Linked DNA regions of Homo sapiens: all the other regions are linked to region 1. The links are chromatin loops, found by intact Hi-C in ENCODE. Cell type or tissue: endothelial cell of umbilical vein. All regions are shown on one strand. Region 1 overlaps LOC105374925 (a long non-coding RNA gene). Region 2 overlaps NEDD9 (neural precursor cell expressed, developmentally down-regulated 9). Region 3 overlaps LOC105374928 (a long non-coding RNA gene). Region 4 has its middle 19 kb from the start of NEDD9. Region 5 overlaps NEDD9 (neural precursor cell expressed, developmentally down-regulated 9). Region 6 has its middle 31 kb from the start of NEDD9. Region 7 overlaps LOC105374928 (a long non-coding RNA gene).

The links. A loop is a pair of places that touch in the nucleus more often than their neighbours do. Peaks named below come from ENCODE experiments on the same cell type or tissue, not always from the same donor. Only the 100,000 strongest peaks of a DNase experiment are listed, where the experiment ranks them.
Region 2: a loop joins it to region 1, with 5 times the contacts of the local background. A loop is called at or near these places in 6 of 110 quality-filtered maps.
Region 3: it touches region 1 in a loop (8-fold over the local background); 5 of 110 quality-filtered maps call a loop at or near these places.
Region 4: a loop joins it to region 1, with 3 times the contacts of the local background. A loop is called at or near these places in 11 of 110 quality-filtered maps.
Region 5: a loop joins it to region 1, with 8 times the contacts of the local background. A loop is called at or near these places in 6 of 110 quality-filtered maps.
Region 6: it touches region 1 in a loop (5-fold over the local background); 18 of 110 quality-filtered maps call a loop at or near these places.
Region 7: a loop joins it to region 1, with 5 times the contacts of the local background. A loop is called at or near these places in 10 of 110 quality-filtered maps.

The regions. Positions count from the first base shown.
Region 1 is chr6:11,316,112-11,320,111 of GRCh38, reverse strand. The region is part of intron 4 of LOC105374925 (a long non-coding RNA gene); the gene reads right to left. It also overlaps a transcript of NEDD9 not described here. Among named protein-coding and RNA genes, the nearest start is that of NEDD9, 85 kb to the right of the region's middle. RefSeq lists an enhancer at 1,650-1,869. In endothelial cell of umbilical vein, no CTCF peak of the experiment used is centred here; DNase peaks (open chromatin) are centred at 1,611 and 3,811; H3K27ac peaks cover 3,380 bases.
Region 2 is chr6:11,212,376-11,216,375 of GRCh38, reverse strand. It overlaps NEDD9 (neural precursor cell expressed, developmentally down-regulated 9), which reads left to right. Exons shown (of 7, transcript NM_006403.4): 2 at 2,649-3,095. Among named protein-coding and RNA genes, the nearest start is that of NEDD9, 18 kb to the left of the region's middle. In endothelial cell of umbilical vein, no CTCF peak of the experiment used is centred here; DNase peaks (open chromatin) are centred at 545, 2,495 and 3,505; H3K27ac peaks cover 4,000 bases.
Region 3 is chr6:11,437,555-11,441,554 of GRCh38, reverse strand. The region is part of intron 1 of LOC105374928 (a long non-coding RNA gene); the gene reads right to left. Among named protein-coding and RNA genes, the nearest start is that of TMEM170B, 98 kb to the left of the region's middle. In endothelial cell of umbilical vein, no CTCF peak of the experiment used is centred here; DNase peaks (open chromatin) are centred at 2,334 and 3,364; H3K27ac peaks cover 2,115 bases.
Region 4 is chr6:11,249,491-11,253,490 of GRCh38, reverse strand. It overlaps a transcript of NEDD9 not described here. Among named protein-coding and RNA genes, the nearest start is that of NEDD9, 19 kb to the right of the region's middle. In endothelial cell of umbilical vein, no CTCF peak of the experiment used is centred here; a DNase peak (open chromatin) is centred at 1,650; H3K27ac peaks cover 486 bases.
Region 5 is chr6:11,204,953-11,208,952 of GRCh38, reverse strand. The region is part of intron 2 of NEDD9 (neural precursor cell expressed, developmentally down-regulated 9); the gene reads left to right. Among named protein-coding and RNA genes, the nearest start is that of NEDD9, 26 kb to the left of the region's middle. In endothelial cell of umbilical vein, no CTCF peak of the experiment used is centred here; a DNase peak (open chromatin) is centred at 1,552; H3K27ac peaks cover 3,620 bases.
Region 6 is chr6:11,261,273-11,265,272 of GRCh38, reverse strand. It overlaps a transcript of NEDD9 not described here. Among named protein-coding and RNA genes, the nearest start is that of NEDD9, 31 kb to the right of the region's middle. In endothelial cell of umbilical vein, no CTCF peak of the experiment used is centred here; DNase peaks (open chromatin) are centred at 1,722 and 2,272; H3K27ac peaks cover 1,170 bases.
Region 7 is chr6:11,422,467-11,426,466 of GRCh38, reverse strand. All of the region lies in intron 1 of LOC105374928 (a long non-coding RNA gene), which reads right to left. The region is part of intron 1 of LOC105374929 (a long non-coding RNA gene); the gene reads right to left. Among named protein-coding and RNA genes, the nearest start is that of TMEM170B, 110 kb to the left of the region's middle. In endothelial cell of umbilical vein, no CTCF peak of the experiment used is centred here; no DNase peak of the experiment used is centred here; H3K27ac peaks cover 2,347 bases.

The DNA of each region.
Region 1 (4,000 bases):
CATGGTACAGTAGGCAGGAGTGCAGCCGTGCTCCCAGGAGGGACAGCATCCAGGAGCTGGGAGACCACAGGACAGCCAAGGATACAGGGCCTGTCACCCATTGCTGCTTCTATTTGGATCTTCTTTCTTGAAATATTTTTTTCCTCTCTTCTATTCAATCCTCACAACAGGTAAAGGTGGAAGCTCATAGTGACCAAATTCACAGTTGGAGACAGACTTTGTGTGCATGTGTGCATGTTAGTGTGTATGAGTGTGTGAGTGTGCATGAGTGCGTGAGTGTATTTGCTTGTTAGTGCAAGTGTGCACCAGTGTGTGAGTGTGCATGTTAGTGTGCGTGAGTGTGCATGTTAGTGTGCATGTTAGTGTGTGTGTGCATGTTAGTGTGTGAGTGTGCATGTTTGTGTGTGCATGTTTGTGTGAGTGTCCATGTTTGTGTATGTGTGCATGTTAGTGTGTGGCATGTGTGAGTGTGCATGTTAGTGTGTGTGTGTGTGAGTGTGAGTGTGCATGGTTAGTGTGTGCGTTAGTGTGAGTGCATATTAGTGTGTGTGTCCGCATGTTAGTGTGTGTCCGCATGTTAGTGTGAGTGTGCATGTTAGTGTGTGTGTGCATGAGTGTGTGATTATTTGCTTGTTAGTGTGAGTGTGTACCAGTGTGTGTGTACATGTTAGTGTGTGAGTGTGCATGTGTGACTGTATGTGAGGGTGCATGAGTGTGTGTGAGTGTGAGACTTGTGTGTATGTTAGTGTGCATGTGAGTGTGCATGTGAGTGTGTGGGTGTGTGAGAGTGTGAGTGCACAGGATGCTTTTCTGCTTTGATTCCCCATTCCCAGAAAAGGGCGTTGGCCCTGAACTTGGGGCCAGGCACCCAGCCTGGGCCAGGCAGCTGTGAACAGCAGAGCTTGGTCATGTTGTCCAAGCTGAAATGTGGGTCCCGCTGTTCTGAGTGGGCAGAAGAGCCAGGGGAATCTTTTCAAGCCGAGCAGATATTCCACATGGCATCTGCACAACCACAAATAAAGTTGTTTATCTTTGTCACTTTAATATTATAACAAAAGCATTATAAAAACAAGGCAGAAACATAATGAACTCTAAGGCCCAATAAATCTCTTGGTTAAATGGCCCTCGTGGTTTCTGAAGTTATCCCAGAATGGGATAATGGCAGAAATGAATTAGGTATAAACTGGACAAATTCTCACCTCTCCTGTTGTTTCTTTTCAGCCAATAGTTTCCTAAAAACTGGGTTATCAGAGACGCTCTTTTAGAGTAAAACAATTTTTTTTTTTTACATTTTTAAAAACAGAGCTTCTCTCCAATGAATGTCCAGAAAGACCATACATTTCAGGGCTGGCCTACAGGACATATTTCAAAGTGATGTGTAATGTCATTTTAGAAGAGTGAGCTGTTTTCTGTTGTTTTTTTTTAACTTAAAGACAAAATGGCCAGGGAAAAAGCTGCCAAGTCTCTGAGTAATCTTATTGAGGGTTCAGCTTTCTAAGTATGACCTTATGCTAGCAACAGCCCCTGAGTAACAAGAAAACAAGCCAAGCTAGGAAGCCTTGTTTCTATGAGACGAAATGGTAAGACAGCAAAGTCTGAAGGTGAATTCTAATTATGTAACATGAGTGAGTCATCAACGCCGTCAGCGATCACAGACAATGATGCAGTGACCCGCCGTCTCCCCACACTTGCAAAGCACAGAGGCTGTGTTTCTCATCCCCCGCTCCACACCTTCCTCTCACCCCTCCTTCCTTCCTTCTTTTCTATTTTTCTCTTTTCTTTTCCATTTTGTGCTGCATTACTCAGGGTTCTCAGAACCAATAAGATACACATATATATTTAGAAAGTGATTTCTTGTAAGAACTTGGCTCATGTGATCATGGAGGCAGGCAGGTCCCAAGATCTGCAGAATGAGTTGGCAAACTGGGGACCCAAGAGAGCTGATGGTGTGGTTCCTGTCTGCGTCTGAGGCTCTGGAACCCAGGAGAGCGGATCACATAGCTCTAGCACAAAGGCCAGCAGGTTTGAGACCCAGGAAGATCTGATATCTCCATTTAAGTCCAAAGGTGAGAAAAAGCCAATGTTCTAGTTCAAAGACGACCAAGCAGGAGGATTTCTCTCTTGCTCAGGGGAAGGTCCACCTTTTTGTTCTATTCAGGCCTTCAACTGATTGAACAAGGCCCACCTGCATCGGGAGGGCCACCTGCTTTACTCAATTTACTGATTTACACGTTAATCTCATTTCAAAACACCCTCAGAACACCCAGAATAATGTTTGCCCAAATGTCTGGACATCCTGTGGCCTAGTCAGGTGGACGCATAGAATTAACTATCACGTGTGCCTTCCTGTTCTCGGGTGCACTGGCCACGCATGCTGTCACCCATTTCCCGTTTATCATCTTTTCTTTACAGCCAAGTTTCTAGAAAGAGAAGTCTAGACTGTCTGCAGTTTCTCATCTCTCATTCACAAGTCAACCCAGCGGCAGTTGGCGCCTGTCCCCATCATTTTCTTGAAACTGATCTCAAGAATCTGCATAATCTAATTGTCAAGTTCTTTCCTCTGTTCTTTGTGTAATAACGCACCATCCTGAATCTCTCCTTCAGGCCTCTCTTCTCTGTGCGGCCCTCTAGGAGTGATAGTCCCCAGGATCCTACCATCTTCCTATCTATCTTTTTTTTTTTTAATTTATTTTTTTGAGACGGAGCCTCACCCTATAGCCCAGGCTGGAGTACTCACTGCTACCTCCACCTCCCAGTTTCAAGCAATTCTCCTTCCTCAGCCTCCCGAGTAGCTGGGATCACAGGCCCGCACCCCCATACCCAGCTAATTTTTGTATTTTTAGTAGAGACGGGGTTTCACCATGTTGGCCAGGCTGGTCTCAAACTCCTGACCTGAGGTGATCTGCCCGCCTCGGCCTCTCAGAGTGCTGGGATTACAAGTGTGAGTCACCGTGCCTGGCCCCCTATCTCATTTAACAAGCTCTGTCTGGCAGATGTTATAAGCTCTCTTGCTTTAACTGCCAGCTCTAGGCTCATGACTATAAAATCTCTGTCTTCAACATTCTCTCTCTCTGAATCTCAGACTTGGGATATATAACTGCTTACAGATTCTCTCCCCATTGGATAGTCTCCACATGAAACTGGAACTTAACATGCCGCATTCAAATTCACCATTTCCCCCGTAGACTTAATTCTTAATTTCTTCTTTCTCAGAATGATACTAGCATCCATGCAGTCTCCAGAGGTTTTATCCAGGAGACATTTATTACCAACGGCTCCGTCTCCCACCTTGTAATTCAAATCAGTTACTATGCTCTTTCGGTTCTCCTTGCTAAATATCCATTTCCTCTCCTCTTCACTGTCCCTGTCTCCAGCTTAATCCGAACCTTCCTTATAATTCTCAACTGGAGTATAGCTTTATAATGGATTTCTCTCCACCTCCATTTCAACTGCCCCTTCAATGAATTAGTGACTATTTTCAGTGTGATTCTTATGCAAGAAAATGTGATCGAGTTAATTCCCACTGAAAGCATTTCCAAGCCTACCCCATTGCCTTTAGGATACAATATGAAGACAATTGCAACAGTCCAGGAGAGAGACTGTGAGCTAAGACAGAGGCAACTGAGATGGAGACACAGGACAGAATGAAGGGAGCTGGGAGATCCTACAAGCTAGAAATGCCAAGACCCCATTACCCATGAGACGATCAGACGTGGGAGTGAGAGTAAAGGGAGATGAAGGAAATCCTCTCCATCCTGACTTTGATGATAAAGTGAGTCATAGTCTTGTTCTCTGAGCTGGGGAACTCTAGATCCTGACTTTCCTCAAAGCAAACAGCAAGTGAACTTACTTGGGTGGGGCACCCTGTCTGGGGAAGCAAAGCCTTCAGGAAACTCAAAGGTCTGCGTAGAGATGAATCAGAGACTCAATAACGAAGAAATAAAAATTAATACCAGATGGGTGAAGGAGGCAGTTGAAAGTCCTTGTAAATAGTCAGCAT
Region 2 (4,000 bases), 100 kb after region 1:
GAGCCGTAAGCTTCGGTTTAGGAGAGTGGCTGGATGTAGACATTGGCTCTCTGTAGCTTGCGCAGATATTAAATAACTCATACTCCTGTTCGGCCAAGGCTGAGAATATGTATCGGTGTGTGAATAGGCTGGTGCCGGGGTCCTGGCTACTAACAGCACTGACAAGCTGTGCCTGAAACCTAATCTCTATGGGCACTGAGGAGGACTGCTGGGAAGTCCTGACAACCAGTCAGGAGGACTCACCTGCGGTGCCCACATTAGCCCAGACTGTGGGGCTCTGAGAGTTTCCCCCAAGAAGCAGCTCACAGGCCAGTGTAGAAACATTAGCCAGCTGCTCACCAGGTGGTAAGAAGGTTACTGGGGCAGGAGACAAAGAACGCCCAGGACGACTCTCGCACGGGGATTTCTATCTGCCTCTGATCAAGCATGCTCCGGTGCTCCACTTCAGTGCCTCATGGTGCTCTTGGAGTTGGAAGTGGCCCAATTCCGAATGCCTTGAGCTGATTTATGCTGATTAGATCTGTAGCCCTTTGCCTTTCTACTGTTTTCTGTTTCTCTTCTTTCCCTTCTTTGTAGCCAGTATAATTGCACAGCTACCAACCCTCAGCTCCCATACAACTAGCCCGACTCTGTTGCTTCTGATTTCATGTGGGGGCTTCCCGATTGCTGAATGGGCCCAGAAGAAAGGGACAGACAGAGGCCAGAGTGGTCAGCTATCTCCTCACTTAATAATCTCAGTACAGCTCTGGTGGAGTCATTTCCTGGAGGTCATTTTAGTAAAAGGACCAGAATCTTGTCCTCTGTAACTCTATGACTTCTCTTGTAAAATACAGAATACCCAAAAGATGGGAGAAGAGAAACAGAGACAATTTTAGGATTATGACACCATCCTTAAATGGTTCCATGAACAGGGGAAACTGCTGCCTGATTTTTTCTTTATGTATGTGAACTTTTCATTGTTAGATGAAACCCAGCGCCTCCTGGAATATTAACTACCCAGTGAAACCTTCCCCTGAAATATGCACTCCTCAGTTTCCCTTTAGCTTCCCTGGCCGCTCACCTCTCTGTGTCTCACACTTCCTGGATCTCATAACTGTCAAGAAAAAGGACTTCAACCTTATTCTTGAAGAGTATCACAAAGCTTCCTGAGGACTGTCCTCTATGGCTTTATCTCTTTTAATTGCCCTGGCTAAGAGGAACCTGGCTCACAGCAGCAGAACTGGACCCGTCCCAACTACTGAATAGAGGGCAGATCCCTTCCATTGCACAGCCCTCCAGAGCGGAAAACACACAGGACCCGTGGCAATGGGGCTAGCACAAGGGGACGCGAGTAGTGCAAGTCAGCTGCAAAGAAATGAAAAGCACGAGGCTGAATGATCAAGTCCACGTTGCTAGAGAAGAAAATAGACAGCAAAAGCTCAGACAATGACAGCCGAAAATCCCACGAATATGTCATGGTATAAAATAAAGTCATGAACCTGCCCCATCCAATCCGTAATCCTTTCTTCCATAAATGAGCCCCACCTCAATGACATTAAGTGCATCCAAACATCTTAACAAAGCATTAGAGTTCACTTTTAGTGTTCCGAGGGCTTGTGCTGAATCAACAACGTCCCCGACTTCGCTGTGCTCTGGGAAGGGGGCAGACATGCGGGAATGGCTGCCCGCGTGCTGGGAAACTTTACTAATGCCAAGAAATGAAATCTTCCGAGCCTTTGAAAGGCCTCCAAGAATGTCAGCACGTACTGCCTGCCCACTCTCTGCTGAATGCCTACTTTGGCTGTCTGCTTAGTACTGAATGTGCCAGACAGGCCTTCATACAAAGACGGAGAGTGTGTTGGGCCCATGAAAGGGGAAGGCACAGCTTTTCTGATGTGAATGGTGAGATTCAAGAAGTAGGTGACGAAAGGGGAGGGCGAGGAGGGGCCCTCAGGAAAGGTATGCATAAAAGACCGAGAGAGAAGAGTTGGCATCCACCTATGTGTTAATAAATTTGTTGTCAAAGCTGGAGATGTATATGGCTGCTGGCCTATGCTCCACGCTTGATGGCATGTCTACATGCCTTGCTTGTGGATTCTCTCTGGATCCAAGGCTCCTGTCATCTGAGAACAAGAATTTCTAAGCCCTGCCAAGGCATATATATGTGTACTTCTATTGGCTTTTCAACTCCAAATATAAATGCTATTTGTACTGTGTGTTATTTGGGATTTTTCTTTTACTCTTTTCACCTCCAATATAGAACAATATTGAGAAATGTTCATTGTCGAACATCTGAATATCTCGGGATTTTTTTTTCCTTAAGCTCACTTTGAAAAAGGAAGAAAAATGTTTTGTATAGTGAACCATGCTCTAACTCTGTAACACTGCTACTCATAATTCCTTGGCACGGCATATCCTGCTAGAGGAAAGAACTCTTCTGGTGTTTTGAGCTTTTCCAAGGAGGCAGTCTGATGTCACTGGTGGCAGATGCAGTGTATATGTATCTGTCTTTTGTCTGCACCATCTGTTTTTCTCCTTACAGTCTATTGTTCAGATTTATGCTTCTCTCTTTCCAGGAAGTGTGCCTTTCCATAAGAGCACGGGCCTTAGGTGATAAAGGGACCGACCCAATATTCTAACACGGTTTCCTTCTCTTCCTTCCCTCCTAGAATCTTATGGCAAGGGCCTTATATGACAATGTCCCAGAGTGTGCCGAGGAACTGGCCTTTCGCAAGGGAGACATCCTGACCGTCATAGAGCAGAACACAGGGGGACTGGAAGGATGGTGGCTGTGCTCATTACACGGTCGGCAAGGCATTGTCCCAGGCAACCGGGTGAAGCTTCTGATTGGTCCCATGCAGGAGACTGCCTCCAGTCACGAGCAGCCTGCCTCTGGACTGATGCAGCAGACCTTTGGCCAACAGAAGCTCTATCAAGTGCCAAACCCACAGGCTGCTCCCCGAGACACCATCTACCAAGTGCCACCTTCCTACCAAAATCAGGGAATTTACCAAGTCCCCACTGGCCACGGCACCCAAGAACAAGAGGTATATCAGGTGCCACCATCAGTGCAGAGAAGCATTGGGGGAACCAGTGGGCCCCACGTGGGTAAAAAGGTGAGTAAATGACTAACTAAATTTTTGTTCCTACTTATTTTTTTTTCCCATTACACTTGGAGCATTTGGAAATGTTCCCAAATTAATAACTTGAAGCTGCCAAGAAGTAGATATAACCAATACCTTAGCTCAGGCATCATGTTTGCATGATTTTGCCATTCATCCATCATTCAGCAAAACTTCTTTGAACTACCATGTGCTGAGTACAGTTGATTTCCAGCCCTCCTAAGTTCCTGTGTCATCCTGGGTTACATGGGTTATTAAACTGTTTCTCTCCATCTTTCTCATATATCAGCTTCTAAGCCTTCACTCTGTGCTCAGATCGTTTCCTATCTTTTCTGTTTCTTCATTGAGTGGAACAAACACCAAATCTCGTACAAGCCTGATGATGCAACAAGGATCCTCCCTTGGCCAAAAGCTGAATCATGACCTCAGTGGCCTGGCTGGACAAGGAACCCACCCAAAGTAGCGAGAGTGAGGAAGCTGGGAGTATGTCATGCTGACCAACTCGTTCTATAGAGTTATCAGCTTAGTTTGACTCATTTAAAAATGCACAGATACTAGTGGAATTGGAATGAAGCCATCCTCCTGTCCTTCAAGTCATTCTTATAATAATGCCTGAGGCAGTGGGTGAAAACAGTGGAGCTTGGATATTTAGGAAGGAATTAATTTAAAAATACAGTGTGGGGAGCTCTGCAACACCCTGTGTAATCCCAAATACTTTAGCAATTTGAGGTCAATAGAAATTCACTAATTGAACAATGAATGTTGAGCATCTAATATATTTTTGATGCTTGTGATACAGTGATTAATTAAAGATAAACAAAGCCCTGGTGATGCTTACATTGCCGTGGGGGAGACAGAAGCAACCAAGAGAATGCTAGGTAGGGACACGTGTTATCAGG
Region 3 (4,000 bases), 120 kb before region 1:
GGCTGGTATTGATCTCTTGACCTTGTGATCTGCCCACCTTGGCCTCCCAAAGTGTTGGGATTACAGGCGCGAGCCACTGCACCCAGCCAAGACTGGGTAATTTATAAAGAAAAAGAGGTTTAATAGACTCACAGTTCCACGTGGCTGAGGAGGTCTCACAATCCTGGCAGAAGGCAAAAAGCACATTTTACATGGCAGCAGGCCAAAAAAAAAGTGAGCCAAGCAAAAGTGGTTTCCCCTTATAAAACCATTACATCTTAGAAGACTTACCACCGCAAGAACAGTATGGGGGAGACCACCCCCATGATTCAATTATCTCCCTCTGGGTCCCTTCCACAACACGCGGGAATTATGGGTGCTACAATTCAAGATGAGATTTGGTTGGGGACACAGCCAAACCATATGAGATATTAAAAGGATACTAAGGAATATTAGGAGTAACTTTACGTCAATAAACGTGATAGCTTAGGTTAAACAAATTTCTTAAATGGCACAAATTACTACAACCCATTCAAGAAGAAACAAATCTGCATAGACCCCCATCTATGAAAGAAATTAAATTTGTAGTTTAAAACCCACAAAGGAAATTACAGACCCAGATGGCTTCACTGGTGAATTCCACCAAACAGTCAAGAGAGAAATAATATCAACTCTGTACAAACATTTCCAGAGAGTGAGGAGCAGATAACACTTCCTAGCTCATTCTATGAAGCTGGAATTACCTTGATAAAGACATTACAAAGCATTGTAAGATAAGAAAACTACGTATCAATATTTTTCATGAACTTAAATGTAAAAATCCTAAACAAAAATTTAACAAGTCAATCTAACAACAAATGAAAACGATAACACACCATGACCTAGTGAGGTTTATCTCAGGAGTGCAAGAGTGGTTTAACATTTTAAACACAATTAATGTAATTCACCATAACAAACAAAAAAAGAAACATCGTGATCATCTTTGTAGATGCAGAAAAAGCCTCTGACAAATCCAACCACCATTCCTGTTAAAACATTTTAGCAAACTAGGAATATAAAGGGCTCTCCTCAACCTGATAAATGGCATCAACAAAAAAGACCCCTAGAACTAACATCAAACTTAATGATGAAAGACTGAATCCTTTCTCCAAACATGAAGGAAAAGACAAGGATGCTTGCTGCAACCATTTCTATACAACATTGTATTGAAGAATCTAGCCAGTATAATAGGGCAAGGGGAAAAAATAAAAGGCATCAAGATTGAAAAGGAAGAAAAATTTTTCTTTTGCAGGCAATATAATTGTCTATATTTAAAAGTCAGTGTGATCTATAAAAAACTACTAGAACCAGTAAGTTAGGGTAGCAAATTTTAGAATATAAAATCAATATACAAAATTTAATTGTATTTCTATAAATTAGCAATGAACAATTGGAAATGGAAAAAACTTTAAAAATGACATCATTTACAATTGCGCAAAAAAAACGAAATAAGTAGGGATAAATCTGACAAAATATCTGCCTTGAAAATGATGCAACTTTGCTGAGAAATTAGAGGGGAAAAAATGAAGAGACTTTGTTCCTGGGTCAGAGGATTTAGTATTGTTAAGACATCAATTTTCCCCAAATCTCTCTGTTGAATCAATATGATCTCAATCAAAATCCCAGATGCATTTTTTATCTCTTTTCTTTTTTTCAGAAAATGAAAGCTGATTCTAAAACTCATTCAGAAATTCAAGTGACTTAGAGTATCCAAAGAAAATGTAGAAAAGAAGAACAAAGTTGAACACTACTACTTCGTTTTGAAATGTAGGATATTACCAGTGGGGGTAAGAAGAAGAACAAAGCCTGAATAGTAAGCTTTCTCAAAGTTTCTTCAAATAAAAGGGTGTAAAACACCTGTTGTGTTGGGATATAGTAAAAGATAAAATAGACTGGTGTGGCCTCACGTCAACTGGCAAAGTATCAAACCGACTAAACCAACTATTTACCGGCTATAATCAAAGTCTATTGGGCAGTGAAGGGTCTTGAATATTAGAAACAAGCTGCTTTCAAACTTGATAAATAAAATTTTTTTCACTTCCATATAATTTTTATCTTACCTACTTCTAAAAAAACTTGAAGTAGCTAACAATGAACTAGGAAAACTGCCTAAGATTCATGACCTTACTTTTACATATGTACTTTATACTCTTGCATACTTCCTCAATTCTGCTTTGATTAGAGGGGAGATTACTGAGTGACTTCCATTTGACAATACTAAATAATAGGGAACAAACTCAAGTCTTACATACATTTTCCACTGTCTAGACTTCTTATTTTAGATCCATCTAATGCATGAAGGACAATGGGACATTTTCCAAATCTAGGAGGAGCAACATGTAGCTGTCGTCATAGTCCTTCTTATGTTAGGAAACTTCCTATCATTGTTCCAAGAAGGCAAACACTTGAGAACCACAGTGCAGGAAATTAATGGTTTCACAGAGTAAAAGGCCGTTTGCCATGCAGACCACAGTATCATCAAATGTCTTATGATGATGGCATCTCCTACTCAGCATCTTTGCTTCTTGAGGAAAGTTTGATTCTTTCTAGAGAAGAGACTGGTGACTGGGGATTTAAATTTTCTCTTGGAGTGAAGATTTTCTCCATATTTATGAAAAATAATAGTAGCAATAAATGATACTTAACGTAAGGCCTTAGGGCAATATTTCAGGTGTACCAATGCTTTTCATAGGAGTCAGAAAAATCTTATATATGTGAATCTTATAAGTTGAGGAGTGGGAGGAAATTTAATAGTATCTGAGCTTTAAGTATACTTCTTTAGGATAATAAAGAGGACTTTTCATTTAAAATTTTAAAATAATAATATAGAAGACAAACAAGCAGCTTACACTTTCTTCTTCATGGCCAGGATAAGTATCTTTATCTGTTACAGAGTTTGAATTTTGGAAAATTAAGGGTTGATTGCATTTGAATCCTGTACTCATTTGTATGCTGCCTATAATATCCTTTCAAAATATAAATGTTTTCTTTCTGCCCCCAACTGACTATTGTTCAAACTCCATAGTATGTTTCACCAGAACCTTCATGATGTGGTAAACACTGTTTACCTCTAGCTTCATTTCTTTATCACACACACATATACACACAACATGTTGTATTTTTCTCTAATTTACTCATGAGGTCTCTATCTCTAGAGTGGCTATGAACTCCAGCCCTGTGCTGATGGGGCTCCAGGGGATTTGACCATGCATGTTTAGAACGTGCCTTTCACAGGGTACTTCTTTATCCTGGCTCATTGCCTCATGACTAAGTGTCCCATCTGTGACCGGGTGTCCCTCAAACAGGAAACTCATTTATTCTGGAAGATGCCCTTGTGCTCTTGTCTAACTCGTGTCCAGTTTATTCCTGCCAAGATAGCCATGCTCTAGAGAGCTCTGACCAGGAAAGAAGTTAGGTTCAGGTGTGTTTCTCAAGTGAGATACAGAGGAAGCAACTCAACAACACACAATCTACCAGAAGCGGTGTATTCCTTACAGATCCCAGAGAGCACAGAGCAGCATGACTCACAGGGCCAATGGAAAGAAGGCAGCTATCCAGGACATCCATGCACGATCAGCAAATGGGGAGCAAGACACAGAGACACCTGTGGGCCAAAGCCTTTACTGGAGTCCAGGGCCTTCCCCAGTTAGGTTTCCCATGACGAGTTCTAAGTGGTGGGTTTACAGCAAGCAGATATGAGCTCTGTGGGGTTGTGCCGTGACTGAGAGGTGGTCACTGCACAGTCCATGTGGGGTGTGGGGGTCAGTGGGGTGAGTCAAGCAGGTTGTATCTAGCTGACCCATGGGGAGGGGGTCACCAGGAGGTGGTCATTTAAGGCAAATATCTGGAATAACCACTTTGAGGAGTTGAGAAGACAGAGAACTAGAAACCATGTCAAGGGTGATGAAGCCCTATTTTGGGTATGAAAAAGTCCAACTTTTATTCCAAATGGATGCTGAGACAACATAAAATTATAAGAATT
Region 4 (4,000 bases), 67 kb after region 1:
TGTGCAGGGAAAGAAAAGGCAAATATTCTCCAGCAATTTTCCTGGAGATGTATGACTTTTCAAGCAAGAGGAAATAAAAGTGAAGAATGAGACATATCCCCGATCAAATTTTACCTTCAGAAATATTAACTGCTACAGTACACTTACTCCCCGCAACCTCAATGGAGGAGGCCAGATTCCTACAAGCGGGGAGGCCTTGTCTGATTTCATTATATCTTTTCCTCCTTTGCAATCCTGCAAAGTGATACTTTCTCTTTTTTATCAACATGGGTTGTAAGTTCAACGACTGCGCACATTCATGAAAGTGCCAAAGAGATGGGAACCTGTTAGGACTAAAATCCAAGCGTTTTCTTTTGACCGTACCCTGATCCTTGTCTAGATGTTCTTAAAAAACTATGACCTGACTTTTTTATGACTCAGATGTTTGTAAGACCCCTAGATCATTAAGACATATTTAAACATTCTCGTGCCCCTACTCCTCTCCCACAAGATAATGTTTTGTTCTTAGGCAACTGCCAGGAAAGCATTAAAAACATCTAGCACAAGCCCAATTTTCCCAAAAGAATGATTTCTTGTTTGAAGTTTAGGAGAAAAAAAAAATACATTCCTATCACTTCCATTTCTGTGTCTAATTTTTATTTATTTATTTTTAGAATATGTAAAGTATGTATTTTCTTAGAATAGTTAGGCCCTGGGGCATACAACCAATTTACTCACAAACAAACCCTATATTTAAGAGACAGAGTTGTTTTTTTTTTCTGGGAAAATGAAACTGCAGGCTAGGAATTCATTTCTGTCCTCTATTTGTCATTTTCAACTTTGATTAGGATAATAATGCTTTGCTTGTGCAGAAGGCTCTATATAACTAAATAGTGTAAGTGACATGGACCTAAGATGTCTATTTCCTACCAGCTCCTTTCTGCTCTCTACAGGGTTTCTTTGACCATGGAAGGGGGTGCTTCCAGGAGGCATGGGAGGTAGCTGTGGGCTGTGTTAATTTGTTTAAAGGATGGAGAGCCATAGAGAATTCTATTAACATAGATCTTGCTGAAGCATTCAAAATAAGCAGAGATAATACATGAGTTACTGTGAAATCGGGACGTGAGAGCTGGTTCCGATATTGCAATAGGAAACTACTATTCTTTTGCTTGACTGGCATCCTCTTAGACCCTCCAATAACTCTTCTCAATTTTTATGTTCATCTGTATTCTCAGCTCCCAGTGAGCCAGAAAGTTCATGACATGCTCAGGCTGGTAGAAAATGAGAATACCAGTCAGCTCTCCAGAGGGCTCTGCTGGCATAGCTAAGAGCCCCAGGACAGACATGAAATGAAGATCTGGCTGAGAGAGCACTACAGCGCCCAGCTAGAAGATATTAACACAAGCTCTGATTCACATGGGACAGCAAAATATAATCTGTGTGTGACAGGAATCGACACAGCCTTCAACCCTGAGGTGGAGCGAAAGCACCCAGATATGCTTTTGCATTGATGGGAAGTGCAAGCAGAAGGTGAGGGGAGAATTTTGCCCATCACTCACCATCCCCCCCCACACACACATACATAGAGTCATGCCAAAGCATGAAGCAGCACAGAATCCCCAGCATTCAGCCATCCCTGGCACTGAGCCACAGAGAAATTAGTCAAAGGCTCTGAGGGCAGCTAGAGCACAAAGGGTCATTTGTTTTTAGAAACACCAGAAAAAGGACAATATTCTCCAGCTAAACCTTGCCAGCTCCTTGTTTTGCTTTGTTTTCCTCTTGTAGCTCTGATTCTAAATCCCTGAAGTGGTTGAACACTGTGTCTGAGGCCAGAAGCTTTCGTGGGTCACTAGAAAAGAGCCTAGTGAGGGGGAGGAACTGGACTGGAACGTGGAAAGCTGGAATCGGGTCTGACCTGCCCTGCCGCCTTGGCAAATCACTCCTACAGGTAATGAGTGGGCCTCAGCTTTCTCACAACCAAAACTGAGATCCTGATGTGAGTCCCGCTCACCTTAGAGAGGAGAGAGAAAACCATGACCGTGACCGAGGAAGATGCCTCAGGACATAACTTCTGCACAGGGGAGGTTGTCAATTTCCTCTGCAGTATGGATTTATGCTCCTCACCTAACCAGCCTGGACTCCAGTATCCCTATCTGTTTAATATTAAGCTCTCTGAAATGTCTCCACCATAGGTATCTCATTAGTAGAGGACAAGAGACAAAGGTGATTTAATCAAAACAGCCACCACCCCGACAGCAAAACACATTTACTGATTCCTAGAACCACTATCTTTCCTGAAATGTTAGTATGGGGTTGACCCTATTGGTTACATTTGAATTGACTTTTCCATGTTGAGAGAATTAAGGTCAAGAGAATGAACTAACAGCCAGCCAGTTTTTATACAACAACATTTTTGTATTCTTTCCATTGTAGGTTATATTTCTTTAAAGCTCAAATTAAACAGCCACTTATCCTATACCCCATCATCTCTTTAAGTCTCCTTACAGCAGAAAAATTCTGGAGACATTTTCAAAGGTGGAAAATCCAGGCCCAGTACCTAGAGAAATTAAAATATGGAACATTGGCTCAAAGTTCATAATTAAAGGTAGTAAGGAATTTGCAGGTGTGTAGTTTTATCCCGAAGTCAGTAAAAAGAATCATTTTAATGTTGTTAATCAGTGGTTCAGCCTGGGACCTTGTTAAATTGATTTGCAAATGGGAACTTTGAAACATCCTGGAGTGGCCAAGTGTAAAGGAATGAGAGACGGGATGTGGGGCTCTGCGCCTAAGCCACAGTACATTTCCAGCTCCTTTATCCCAAAGGAACAGTCATTGTCAAGCTCAAAAGCCAGGTCTGGACTCAGCTTACAGGTGTCTCCTGGGGACCTGGGGAGGAGCGATTCCCACTGGGTGAATGTCAGCAGAGAATGGTATGCCGGCAAAGGGACACCAGAGAACTCTCTGGTCGTAGGACGGGCAGCAAGACTGCTTCGGTAGATTCAGGACATGATTCTGGGCAGTTAGCAGCCTCTCTCCCCTGCTGTGTGTTAAGAACACTTGAGGATGTTTTCCCTTAGCATTTATGATGCTGAGGAAAAGAGATTTTGGAAACTACCTTGACAAAGAAATTAATGGAGGGTGACATGGGGATTCCAGCAAGGCCAACATACAATTGCCTCATTTTCATGGTATGTCAAATTAGATTTAGGTTTTGGCTACTGTGCTTGTCATGGGGGCTCTAACTCTCACCCAGGGCCAGCATCTCACAAAATTTTATGACTTTACACTGACTTTGACCTCCAAGGACAAGGGCCAGTGGGGAGAAAGACCAGCAGAGGCTCATTCCTCCTCTAGTCTCAACGTCTCTCTCCCTCCCTCTTTCTGGAACTTGTGCTCCTGAGGTGGATGTCTGACTGTGTCTTTGGCCACAGCCAGCCATTTGCACATCTGTTCCTGTGGAGTGACAGGCAGTGGGGGAGCTCACCGCCCACTTCAGGACCCAGACAGCCATGGTCCAGGCACTGCTGTGGGCTGGAGAAAGCTGGAAAGGACCTGCCTGTGGCAGGAATCTCTGGGCCCCTTGACCATGATCTCCACACTCACCACGTGTGTACCAGGAGGGCAGATCCAGACACAGGAGCCAGAAGGAAGCCCACGCGAGCCAACAGAACATAACCTCTGGGCAGGAAGAGGGAAATGCACTCTATTGCCCAGTACCCTAGCATGACTACCTACCATGAGCAGAGGTCTATCCAAACAGGCAGAAAAAACCTGGCACATGTACATTTATCAAACAGTTATGGAGCATCTACTGTACATATTTACCTAGTAGGTACTTGTGGCCAACACTAGCAGTCATCCTCTAATACCCATTCTCCTCTTCCTTAGTCATGAAATGACCACCTAGAATAGAGACTACACCTCCCAGCATCCCTTGCAGCTAGCTGTGACCATGTGACCAAGATCTGGCTAATGGGATGAGAATGGAGGTTCTAGGAGCACCTTTCAGGGAGGAGGCACT
Region 5 (4,000 bases), 110 kb after region 1:
AAAAAGTTTTCAATTTTTAACAGCAAAAATTCTACTTAATATGGGATTATGGTTTGGGGTAAATGAAATCTACAAATGTTCAAAACCAAAAGCCTAAAAAGATCTAAAATAGTCTCATTTCTCTGCTTCAAAGATCAGTGAAATTGCTACCTGAGTTCATCCATTTCACAGTTGATCTGCATGGGAAATTATATGTGCTTCTCTGATTTTTCTTTGGATGTGTCGCTTTTATTCTAACTGCTGGAACTATTTGTTGTACCTCTTTCTGAAGATCAGTTTGGGGCTAAATTACAAGCTCCATCAGCACAGGGGCCATGGCTGCCTCCTGACTGCTGTAGGCTGAGCACTTGGTAGAGCATCAGCCCACAGATAGCAGCCCAGTGAACCAATGAACAGGTGGAAGCAAGAATCAAAGTGTTAAATGAGAGTTAACCTTTAATTAACTGAAAGGTGGTTCTGATCTTATCACACATCCACCCTCACACGCTGCTGCTCGAATCCCATGGTTCAGCTCATTACCATCTGGTATGAGAGGTGTCAGATTATATACAGTCATTTCCCTCGCTGAAGGACCTTCCAGAATGTCACTGCCTGTGTCCTGTAAGGGTAACTATTCATATACAATCAATGAGCACCTTGATGCAAAGCATGAGTGATGTAAAGAAGGGCTTATCTGAGAGTTTAACTTCTGTGCATTTTGCCCAATTTAGACAAGATTAGTTAACTCCTCTGTGGTCACCTAAGGAGGAAAACTAGGCTTTTTTTTTTTTTTTTTGAGTCAGGGTCTCGCTCTGTCACCCATGCTGAAGTGCGGTGGTGCCATCTCGGCTCACTGCAACTTCTGGCTCCTGGGTTCAAGCGATTCTCATTCCTCAGCCTGCCCAGTAGCTGGGACTATAGGCATGCGCTACCAAGCCTGGCTAATTTTTGTGCTTTTAGTAGAGACGGGGTTTTGCCATGTTGGCCAGGCTGGTCTTGAACTCCTGGCCTCAGGTGATATGCCCGCTTCAGGTTCCCAAAGTGCTGGGATAATAGGCATGAGCCACTGCGCCTGGCCTAACTTTTTCTACTGAGGGGCAGAACTTCCTTTGCATATGTTATGATTTACCTAGAATGCCTTTCCCTTCTATTTTCCCTGTGAACTCCTATCCATTCTTTAAAACCCACTCCAAGGTTCATCCCCCTCATGAAGCTTCCTCTCTGCAACCCAGCAGTTTCTCCCTTCCCTATGGTCCCAGAATGTGTTGTATATTCCATTGATCTCAAGGGCTTCTTAAAAATGGAATGGTCTGCCATTGCAATGTGTGTGATGGTCTGGACTGGGGTAAGTATTGCTTTGAGGTGGCACTTGGAAAACTGAAGTAATATTCAGATTTACCAAGATCCTATGACATCATCTTTAAGGACCATTTTCTACCTTCCAAAATGGGTCACGGCCAAATGTTGGCAGGAAATGATTCAAAGGTTTTAGCCAGGTCTTCCAGGCCCATTCCTGAAAGGTAATGTAAGAAACAGAAATAGATTAGCTACAATGTTTGTACCTTCCTAGACACTGAGTCATCACAAATTACACACATACACGTACATACACATACACATACACACACACAGACACCCATAAGCTGTTGGCTAAGGAACAAGGACTTCCCTTATTGGAATTTGAGGCATTGTGCAATCTGGTTGCCCAGAGCGACACTCAGATACTAGCCAACTAAGTGCTATATATTAGCAGCATGACTTGTCTAACAACAAGCAAAAAATAGGTTTAGAGGAAATGAAAGCTTCCAGAAAAGTTAAATTCTGACTTCACCTCACTTTCTCCTGTTCCTTGCCTATACACACACAAAATACGTACACACCCAAAAAATACTCCTAGGGCAGAGGGTACTTCGGTTTCCTCATTTATAAATCAATAAAGTACAACTATGTTCCAGAATTGTACATTTCTACATAAAGATAATCCTAATGTATATGAATTGTTTGCCTCGATACATGGGTTTTGGGGCTATGCAGAGAACTGTACTTGCCATCTAAAATGTCACCCCTGAAGTTTCAAGATACATTTTAATATTACACAAAACTGGAGGTCATTCAGCTCTTGAAGGGCAGGACTTTATGAGCTCACTTTGAAAATGAGAAGTTATCTTTTCTCAGACAAGTCACCCGAGCCAAAGCAATGAGCAAACTCTAACACCCCTCCTTAAAAATTAACAAAGGTCCTTTTTGTTTGGCCAGTGCCAAAGCCTTCAAACTCAGTTGCACTTCGTTCTAAATTTTATAGATAATGCATATTTCTAAGAGTGCATTAGTAACTTCTTATAAACCCACACCAAAGCAAACAGAGGTTAACCCTCCTTTTTCAATGATTTCATGCTAAATGACTGTGCTTATCAGAGTGAAGAGGTAAGAGACTGCTTTAATATGATGTCTGGCTAAGTAGGAGAACACTGTGAGAGAGAGAAAACAGAATAAATTTATTTATTTAATTTCATGATAAACAATATTCGTTGAACACATCTTTTTTTTTATTTTTGAGATGGAGTTTCACTCTTGTTGTCCAGGCTGGAATGCAATGGCGCAATCTTGGCTCACTGCAACCTCCGCCTCCCAGGTTCAAGCGATTCTCCTGTCTCCGCCTCCCAAGTAGCTGGGATTACAGGTGCCCACCACCTTGCCCGGCTAATTTTTGTATTTTTAGTAGAGACGGGGTTTCATCATATTGGTCAGGCTGGTCTCAAACTCCTGATCTCAGGTGATCTGCCCACCTCGGCCTCCCAAAGTGCTGGGATTACAGACATGAGCCATCACGCCCGGCCTGGTTGTACAAATCTTTAAAAAAAGACTTGCTTGACTACATTGTGCAAAATGCAGAACTAGAAACTGTCAGCAATCAAAAGCACTTCATTCTAACTAGCTGTGCCTTAAACGTTGTCAAGATAACTTCTAGAGAGATGTGCTGCTCCTGTTTAAAGTGTGTCAGTGCCACTCACATAGGACAATGTGTGTTCCTCAAAAGTCGGATGTAGGTCGGGCGCAGTGGCGCATGCCTGTAATTCCAGCACTTTGGAAGGCCGAAGTGGGTAGATCACCTGAGGTCAGGAGTTTGCAACCAGTCTGACTGATACCATGAAACCCCGTCTCCACTAAATACAAAAAAATTAGCCAGGCATGGTGGTGCATGCCTGTTAATCCGAGTTACTTCGGAGGCTGAGACAGGAGAATCGCTTGTACCTGGGAGGCAGAGGTTGCAGTGAGCTGAGATCACGCCATTGCACTCCAGCCTGGGCAACAAGAGCAAAACTCTGTCTCAAAAAAAAAAAAAAGTAGGATGTAACTCCAGTAACATTTGAAGAGTGCCAAGGAGTCCTCTCTTTAAAGGGATCCTACAGTATATCAGTTTTTTGAAGCAAAGAAGCCTTTAGCAATGCCACAATCGCCTCTGATTTATTTGATTAATTTTTGTAATACTTGGTTTTCTTAAAGCATGGCACACTTAAACCAGTTATTTATTGGAATAGTTTTTGTTTTCAAAGTCACTACCAATTGAATGTGCAGCCTTCACTGGTGTCATTACCCCATGCTTCCGTCTCATTTTGCAAGATAGTGTTAGAACTAAAGTGGGGGTGACCCCAAGGCGCCTTGAGCCTTGGCTCCATGTTAGGGATCCCATAGAGGTACTACCACCTGATCCTCTCCACAGCCTCGTGAGGTGCACCTCACAGCATTTGCTGTTCAGAGGAGGGAACTGAGGTCTGAGAAGGAAATTCACTTGCTGAAGTTAACTTGCTGCCTCCAGTGAGAGGCAGGATTGATATTTGAGCCCACGTCTGTCTGACTCCAATGCTAATGATTTTTACATCCCGGCTGAAGGATGATATTGCCAAGCCCTTAAAGAAGAAGGCATATTTGGACACCTCATTAGCAATTTGGGCGCTAAATCATACCCTGTTGGCCAGGAAGAATTAAAGTTGCTGCCCAGGGCTCCCACCTCAGGTCCAGG
Region 6 (4,000 bases), 55 kb after region 1:
TAACAGATATAAAGCCTGGTAGACACAAAGAAGTTCTTCTGTGAAATAACCCAGGATTCATTATCCCGTAGTTTCATATTGACATTTAGAATAATGAGAGGATACTCATGCAATTTTAAACTTGAAGTATTTGATTTAATTTTCCTTGAATTAACAGATTAAAAAATCTGAAAACTGAAGAATCTGATGAACTTTGGACATTTCTTCACTGCTAGAGATATTAGTTCTTAAAAGGTCCCTATAATTTAAGAAAATGTGCAAAACCTATAGAGCTGGCTGGGAGCAGTGGCTTACGCCTGTAACCCCAGCACTTTGGGAAGGCAAGGCTAGAGGATCACTTGAGCCTAGGAGTTTGAGACCAGCCTGGGCAATACAGTAAGACCCCCATCTCTTAAAAAAGAAACAAACAAACAAACAGAAAAACTTAAAAGAGCTGAAGTTATTGTTATTTTTAAACTGTGCTTTTCACTGTTGACTCCTTGACAGGAAAGATGAGGAAGTCAGTTAACATATTTTTTTCAACCTCTTTTCTTCTCTTACCAGTATGATTAGTTATATTAAAATACTTACTTGTGACCTTTAAATTCTTTTTTTCAGCCTTACTCCCCAAATTGTTTGGTCTCAGTTCTGTTTTAAACGAATCCACAGCCTCTCAGTTTCTGAGTTCTTTATTTTGATTCATTTTTTATTTGGCTGGATTGGTTTTCAAGACACACTTTTTATTTGCAAAAAGAACCCATGGATGCTGTGTTCCTTGAGGTTTGATTCGTTCCTAAATATCTGCCTCCTGCTTTCTTACTCAAGGAACAACTGGGCTAGAGATTGAATTCTTGGGGACCCCTTCTCTTGCTCAATCTTTATAGACACCACTCCACTATCCCTGGTGGTTCCCCAAGCAGTGACCTATGAGCGCGGGATGCTGGGGCATGTGGTTCCTCACAGAGCCCTGATTCTTCCTCTGGGGGCGCCATCTCACTCAGACTGCAGCCTGGGCATGCTCCTGTCACCTCGAGGAGGTGATGGGAGTCCAGCTTTTGTTGGGCCCCCTCTCGCCACTGCCCAGCCCCTGGGCTCAATCTGCATTTCCAGTGGGGAGGTAGCCGGTTGCAAAGCCCCTTCTCCATCTACAAGAATGGCAGCAGAGGCTGACCCTCCTTCCTTGCCCCAGACCTGCCTTCCACATCCGGGGAACTCTGATGGTTGCCGTTTCCCTTCTTCCATGAAGGAGGCTCTACCACTGTCCCTATTTTAAAGATGAGGACACTGAGACATAGAGGAATTAAGGAATATGCCCGTGTTCAGATAGCTAATAAGCTCAAGTCTAGACTTGAACCTAAGAAGACTAAGAGATGCTCTGATATCTACATGGATTATTGTGAGAGAAATGGTCTCTATCTTGACTAAGGTTTGCAAGGATGTAGGCTTACAGAAGCATACATTAAAATTTGGGTTAGGACTAAGAACAAACTTCCTTTCTTGAGAGCAACAGGGCTCAGTCTACCAAAAGAGGTTATAAGTACCCTGTGTAAATGTCCCAGACAAAAATGGCACCTATGCACATGTGACCTCATGGCACCTATCCACGTGTGACACCCTTCCAGCCAACCAAACAATGACCTCATGATGTCAAAGGCCAGGAATGTGAATTGGGAAGGCGAAAATAACAGCTTGCTTTCACTTTCCAAGCACAAGCCAGCCAGCCCAAGACGTTTCTCTCTGCCATGTGCTCCCTGCAGTTCAAGAGGGCCATCCATGCGCCAGACAGATTAAACACTAAAGGAATTCTAGACGATCACTCCTGGGAGGGTTTTTTTCCACTACTTTCTAATCCAATGAAGCCTGGGCTGGCAAAGGCAGTTGAATTGAGAGTGGCTAAATATGCAGAGTCCTTGGAGGTTAGAATACAGTCTGTCTACCAAGAGAAGGCATTTTGCCTTCAGTCTGTCTGGATTTCTAATATCTACTGCAGACTATTAATCATGAAGGCCAGACTCTTGAACCTCTTTGAGTTGTTTCACATTTAATCAGAATCCTCCCCCTTACACACACAAAAAAGCTACAAAATCCTGCCTGGTTATCTGATTTAAATGAATTTTAACATTCAAACAATGGTTTATCTGGAACATATCCCCTGCATCGAACGTATATTTAATAGCTTTGAAATAAAGTCAAACAAAACCAAAAATGCAATTACTATGCATGTCATGAAATCATCAGAATTAAAAATTAGCCAAGGTCATATTGTTCATTTCCTTTAGATTTCCTGTTAAAACACTGGTTACCCCAGATTTTCACCATCAGGAAATGGGAAAAAAATTGAATAACTCATTTTCTATAAGACAATTTCCATCAAATTGTATTGGGTGAGAATTTGGCCCAGAATTTACACTTTAATGTATGATTTTGCATTTTAAATGTCATCTGATTTTATTTGTGATTTTCACATTAAGCAGATGTCATAATTTACCTGAATTCCATGAATAGCTCTGTTCATCCACATACCCATTTTCCATGTATTTAACTGAGCTTTAACTTATTTTATTCTTTTAATGAATGTATACTGTGTTTAACTCAGACTTTTCTATTTTGGCTTTCTGAGATGTGAGGATGGAAATGCTTTTCTCTAAGAACCCTATTCTGGGATAGGGAAGCCAAATTGGAAATGTGGAGCCACACTGATATACAGCTTCCAGAATAGTCATATTTCCCCGTTCCAACCACACATAAATTCCTAAACTTGCTTCACACAGAGAATCTGGGAAGTGAACAAAGCCTATGTTTTCCCTCTTCTACTCTCCAAAGTGTGGGTTGTGTGTTGGCACCTTAGGACAGGAAGGGAATTTAGACCGCATGCTCTTGATTGCACAGTCTGGGAGGGTATGGGGTGGTAAGGAGAGCAAATGTTCAGCTAGGCCAGTAGAATGTTGCCACCAATCTGTCACTAACGCAGCTGCCAAAATTTTCACATTGCCGAGAAAGTAAGTCTTTAAAGCAAAGGCTCTTTGTGCCTTCTTTTTGGAAGTTTCTTGCTAATTTCCTCCTCTGCTTCCCTGGCGATCTGAGAGCTAGAGCTTTTGTACCATCAACTCTCAGCAAATAGAAGCTGGGCCAGCAGGCTGCAAAGCAAAGGGTCTCATTAAACCACAGCCCTTTGCAAGTCAGGTCCGGGCACATGTTTGGCATCAATTTTCTACACTGGGGCATATTCCAAAATACATAAGGCTCTCAATTTTTCTGTTTCTTTAAAAGAAATTCTCCAAAGTCAGATAAAGTTAAGGAATTTGAAAGGTGTTTAAGGTGGAGGTTTCCACTAGGAATAATTATTCCAAGGAGCTGAGTTCCAAATTTGACATCCTCAGGGTAAGACGAGAATCTAACACATCATAGCAATAATGACTGTCTGGTGGTCTGCAAGCTTCACCGCTGGGCCGAAGTGCTCTTTCACTGCACACAGACTTTTAGTTGTTTGGGAATTTTAGCAGAGCAAAAACAAGGGGAAGAGAGAAAATAAGGTAAAAACAAGGTTCAAGTTGTCACAACAGCCATATATTCTGGATTTTCCATGATCCGCATCCATATAATCTCTCTGATTGTTCCCATAAAGGTAGTCATACTCACTAGAATTAGAAAAGTTAAAAGCATAAACTTGGTATAGTTTATAACAGGTAAGACACAACTCTATTGTTCTTTGAGAGCAATGATTGTGCCATATTTATCTTCGTGTTTCTAATGACTTGCACATGACAAAGAGCTCAATTTATGTTGAATGAATGAATTGAAACATAAATATGCTAATGAAAATCAACAGAAATATGGGAGGATAGTTATTGTATTAAGCATTATTGTTTTACCTCTATGACTGATTTTAACATACACTAAGAATGCAAAGACATAGGTTCTAATTGTGGTTCTGCAGAATACCAGGGAGAAAGTTACTTATCCTCCAAAGACTCAGTTTTGCCATATAGAAAATGGAGTTAATAACTTCCCTGACTTAGCT
Region 7 (4,000 bases), 110 kb before region 1:
TGTGATCTGTTTCAGTGTCAAGAAATAGGCACATTTTCTTAATACAGCATAATCTATTCCATGCTAATACAGTGTAATTCTCTTCTACAGAATTCATGCTTTACACATTAATGTACTGAAAGGTGTCAGTGTCACTTGCCCCACATTCCTCCTCACCCCACAATTCTGCTCACCCTCCAGTGGACTCCAGGCTGTCCTCTGGACCCAAAACCCATGGTTAGGACACTCAGGATCAGTCAGGACCATGGAACCATAGATAGCAACACGAAGCCCTACAGAAGCTTTTGAAGGCTGCTTTTCTGTCTGCTGGGTACATCACTTTCCAGAGGGGCATTTCAGATTCTTTCTTCCCATTAGAGAAAAAGGGGATACAAGAATTTGTAACCTTTTTGTGCAAGAATTACACATACCCTCTACCTTGTTAGGGTCTGTGGTGGGGAGGCAATGAGGGGAGTGGGGTGAAGGGAATTGGTTACAGAAACAAACTTCCAATTATAAAAACAGGATAGCACAAACATGTCACAGAAGTTTTGAGTAAGGAGAAGGTAGGTCACTGAAATGCTTAGGGAAGGATTCTCCAAGTGCTAAGATGGGGGTCCAAATGATTGAGCAGGATTTGGGTAGATGGAGAGCCTGGGGACAGGGAAGGAGAGGGAGGGCATTCCTAGCATTCCTGAGTGGAGGGTCAGCAAAGGCCAGAGCTAGGAATGGACACAGTTTATGTGGGGTCAGGGCTCCCACATGACCACTCTCTGTCCAGAGGGGAGAAGTTAGTGCATGAGAGCCTTGTAAACACTGTGCGTGCACATGTGTTTGAATAGAAATCATTGTTTGCCCACCCTGCCTCTGAAATACCTTTGCCTCCCTTTCCTTAATCTGAAAAATATAGCATTGAGTATGAGTAATGACGACAATATCTCACATGTATGAAAGCGCAATTTAAAAGAGGCTTTCATATCTTTGCCTAATTTGTGACATTATATCGCTGACTCATTTGAAGCGCTGCAACATATACCCACTTCTTGAGGTGTGAGGAATGCTTATCAGTTTAGTGTTGCATTTGTAAAATGCCATTTATTTAAAAGTATTGCTAAAATATTCCTTGTGTGCTCTAAGGAACTAGTAAGATTCTACATTTAGTACTTATTTGCTTTCAGAAGTGTGCTTCCTCCAGAAAGCCTGAGGAGGAGAAGCAAGAACATCTATCTTTTTATTAATTTATTTATTTAGAGATGAAATCTTGCTCTGTCACCCAGGCTGGAGTGCAATGGCGCGATCTCGGCTCACTGCAACCTCCGCCTCCCAGGCTCAAGTGATTCTCCTGCCTCAGCCTCCCAAGCAGCTGGGACTACAGGTGCCCACCAAGATGTCCAGCTGTTTTTTGTATTTTTAGTAGAGATGGGGTTTCACTAGGTTGGCCAGGCTGGTCTCGAACTCCTGACCTCATGATCCACCCACCTCTGCCTCCCAAAGTGCTGGGACTACAGGAATGAGCCACTGTGCCCAGCCAAGAACATCTGTCTTTCAGAAGCACAGGGACTGAGCAGGGTGAGTGAGCTGTTGCCATTCCAAATCTCCTATTTCAACACCAAGGGTGGAAAGGAGCTGGGAATGTGGGGTGCAGGAATGCAACCCCAGGTCCCCAACTTCCCAACCTGTCCAAATAAGGGAAAAGCACCATTCAGCAAAACCAATCTAACAATCTCCAGCTAGAAGGGGCTGAACCAATATTTTTCCATCTGTTTGTTGAAAGCTCCATGCTGTGGGGTATCATGAGTGCGTCTTCCTTCTCCGAAGTTGTCCCCACTGGGCTGTGATATAAAGCAAGCCTGTGGCCCCGGTGTGTGGAACAAGGTATTCTTGAAGACTGTTTAGATTTGCTGGGAATTTCCTGCTGCCCTGGAGACTCAGGAAACCAGGGCTATGCCCAGGTCACTGCCCATGACTGGTGAAGGAATGTGACTCGACCCTGAGGTTTAAACTTCACAGTTGAAGAGAGGATTCTGAGTTTTAACTTTCCAGGTGAGGAGTCACTAAAAAAGTACTGTATTTTTTCAAGTAACCACCCTTTTTTGAATGCTTACTATAAGCCAGGTTCTGTGCTTAGTTGAGAGTTTTCCACCATCTAATCCTCAATAAGATACATGTTATTACTCCATTTCATACGTGAGAAACCTGAAAACCAGAGACGTTGAGCAGCTTACCCAAGATCTTACAGCTAATAAACTACAGCACTGTGACTTTCACATAGGTTTCTCTAACTCTCCTTAACTGTTCTTGTACGTAAATCCATAATTTCATTCAATGAATTGTTACTAAGTTCCTATCAAGTGCCTGGGGCTGGAAACATACCTGTGAATAAACAGACAAAGCTATGGCTTTCGTGGACGTTATATGCTGGTGGATAGAAGCAGAAAATTCACAAATATATAGCATGTTACGTGGTGGTAAGTGTCATAGGGAAAAATAAGCCATGGAACTAGATGGCAAGAACTGGAGAGCAGGCAGTACTATTTACAAGGAAATGATGCATTTGTGATGACAGGACATAAAAATGCTTCCCAACATGTCAAGAACAATTTCTAAACTCCTGCAGCCTGTCATAGCCAGCTGTGATGGCAATATGATGGCTCCCCAGCCAGCATGAGAGGAGTCCTTGCCAAATAGGTGTGTTTCAGCTTGTTGGAAATGCAGTCAGAAGGGAAATGTCACAGCACAGATGGACTGAATGATTGGGGATAATGATTTGATCCTGTGAGCTGACTTCCCCTTACCTTGATTGGAAATGAATTCCCTCCCCCTCTTTCTTCACAAGGAGGTTTTGAACACTGACCCCCACCCCCACCAATCTGGAAACCATTCGGAGACTCCCTGGAGGAAAGGGCTATGGACCTCTGTGATTGCTGATATTGTTTTCACTAAATATGACATGATTGGGAATTACCAGGGAAAACCACTACCAATAAAAGGATGGGTTTCAAAAGATGTGACGAATGAGCATTTCTAAAGATTTGCCACAAAATCTAGTTGATCAACTATCAATGTTTCTAAGCCATATAAATAAGCAGTTTTGTAAAGTAGTATGATTCGAAACTTTGAGATGGTCCTATGCTTTAGAAAACAAGTGACTTAATAATGAAACAATGTGTTTTGAGAGCATTACTTTCTCCAGAAGTAGCAAGGTTTGTTAACACCCACACAGATGACACACATAGATGACAGGGAGTTCTTGCATCCAAACAGATCTACCTAGCTGCCTGAGACACTTGGGATGTCAGACTGTAAACAGTGTATCAAAATCTTAATGAAAACATTCAGTAAAACCAAATATCCTTTGTCTGCAGTAGGGGGAGGCTTTGAAAATGAACCTCAACTGAAAATAATTTTATACACACCCACAAAATTCCGTCATGTTTTACACTGCTGACTCCCTTCTAACTCCTTCCAGCCTTTCCAAGTGTTTTTTTGGTAGTAAATACAATTTAAATATATAATTAACTTAGTAAGTAATTAATGTAATGATTATTTCAAATCTTATATTCTCATTTCATGTCACCTGGGTAAAACTAAAACTTGATTTTACAGAAACCAGTTTTTCAGAATTGATAATATCAATGGTCTTGTTTCTATTATAAATTTGTACACATAAGACTTCACAATCTTTCCCTGCTTCAAAGAGAGAAGTTAAGGTGAGTTCTTCAAATATATTAGCATTGTAATTATAATATAGAGGAAGACACAGCTTTTGAGGCCATTTAAATTTTGCTCTGTATGTCTTAATTACTTAATGAAATTCTGGGAACAAAATGGTGCAATAAAACCCAAAGTGGTGGTAGTGATTTAATTTACTATCATTTTATAAACTCTCCTAAATCTGTACAATCTAATTTGAAAGCTACTAGCCACATGTACCTGTGAAGCATTTGAAGTGCGGCTGCTATGAATTGAAACTTGCTGTAAGTGTAAAATGCACACCAGATTTCAAACACTTACTATAAAA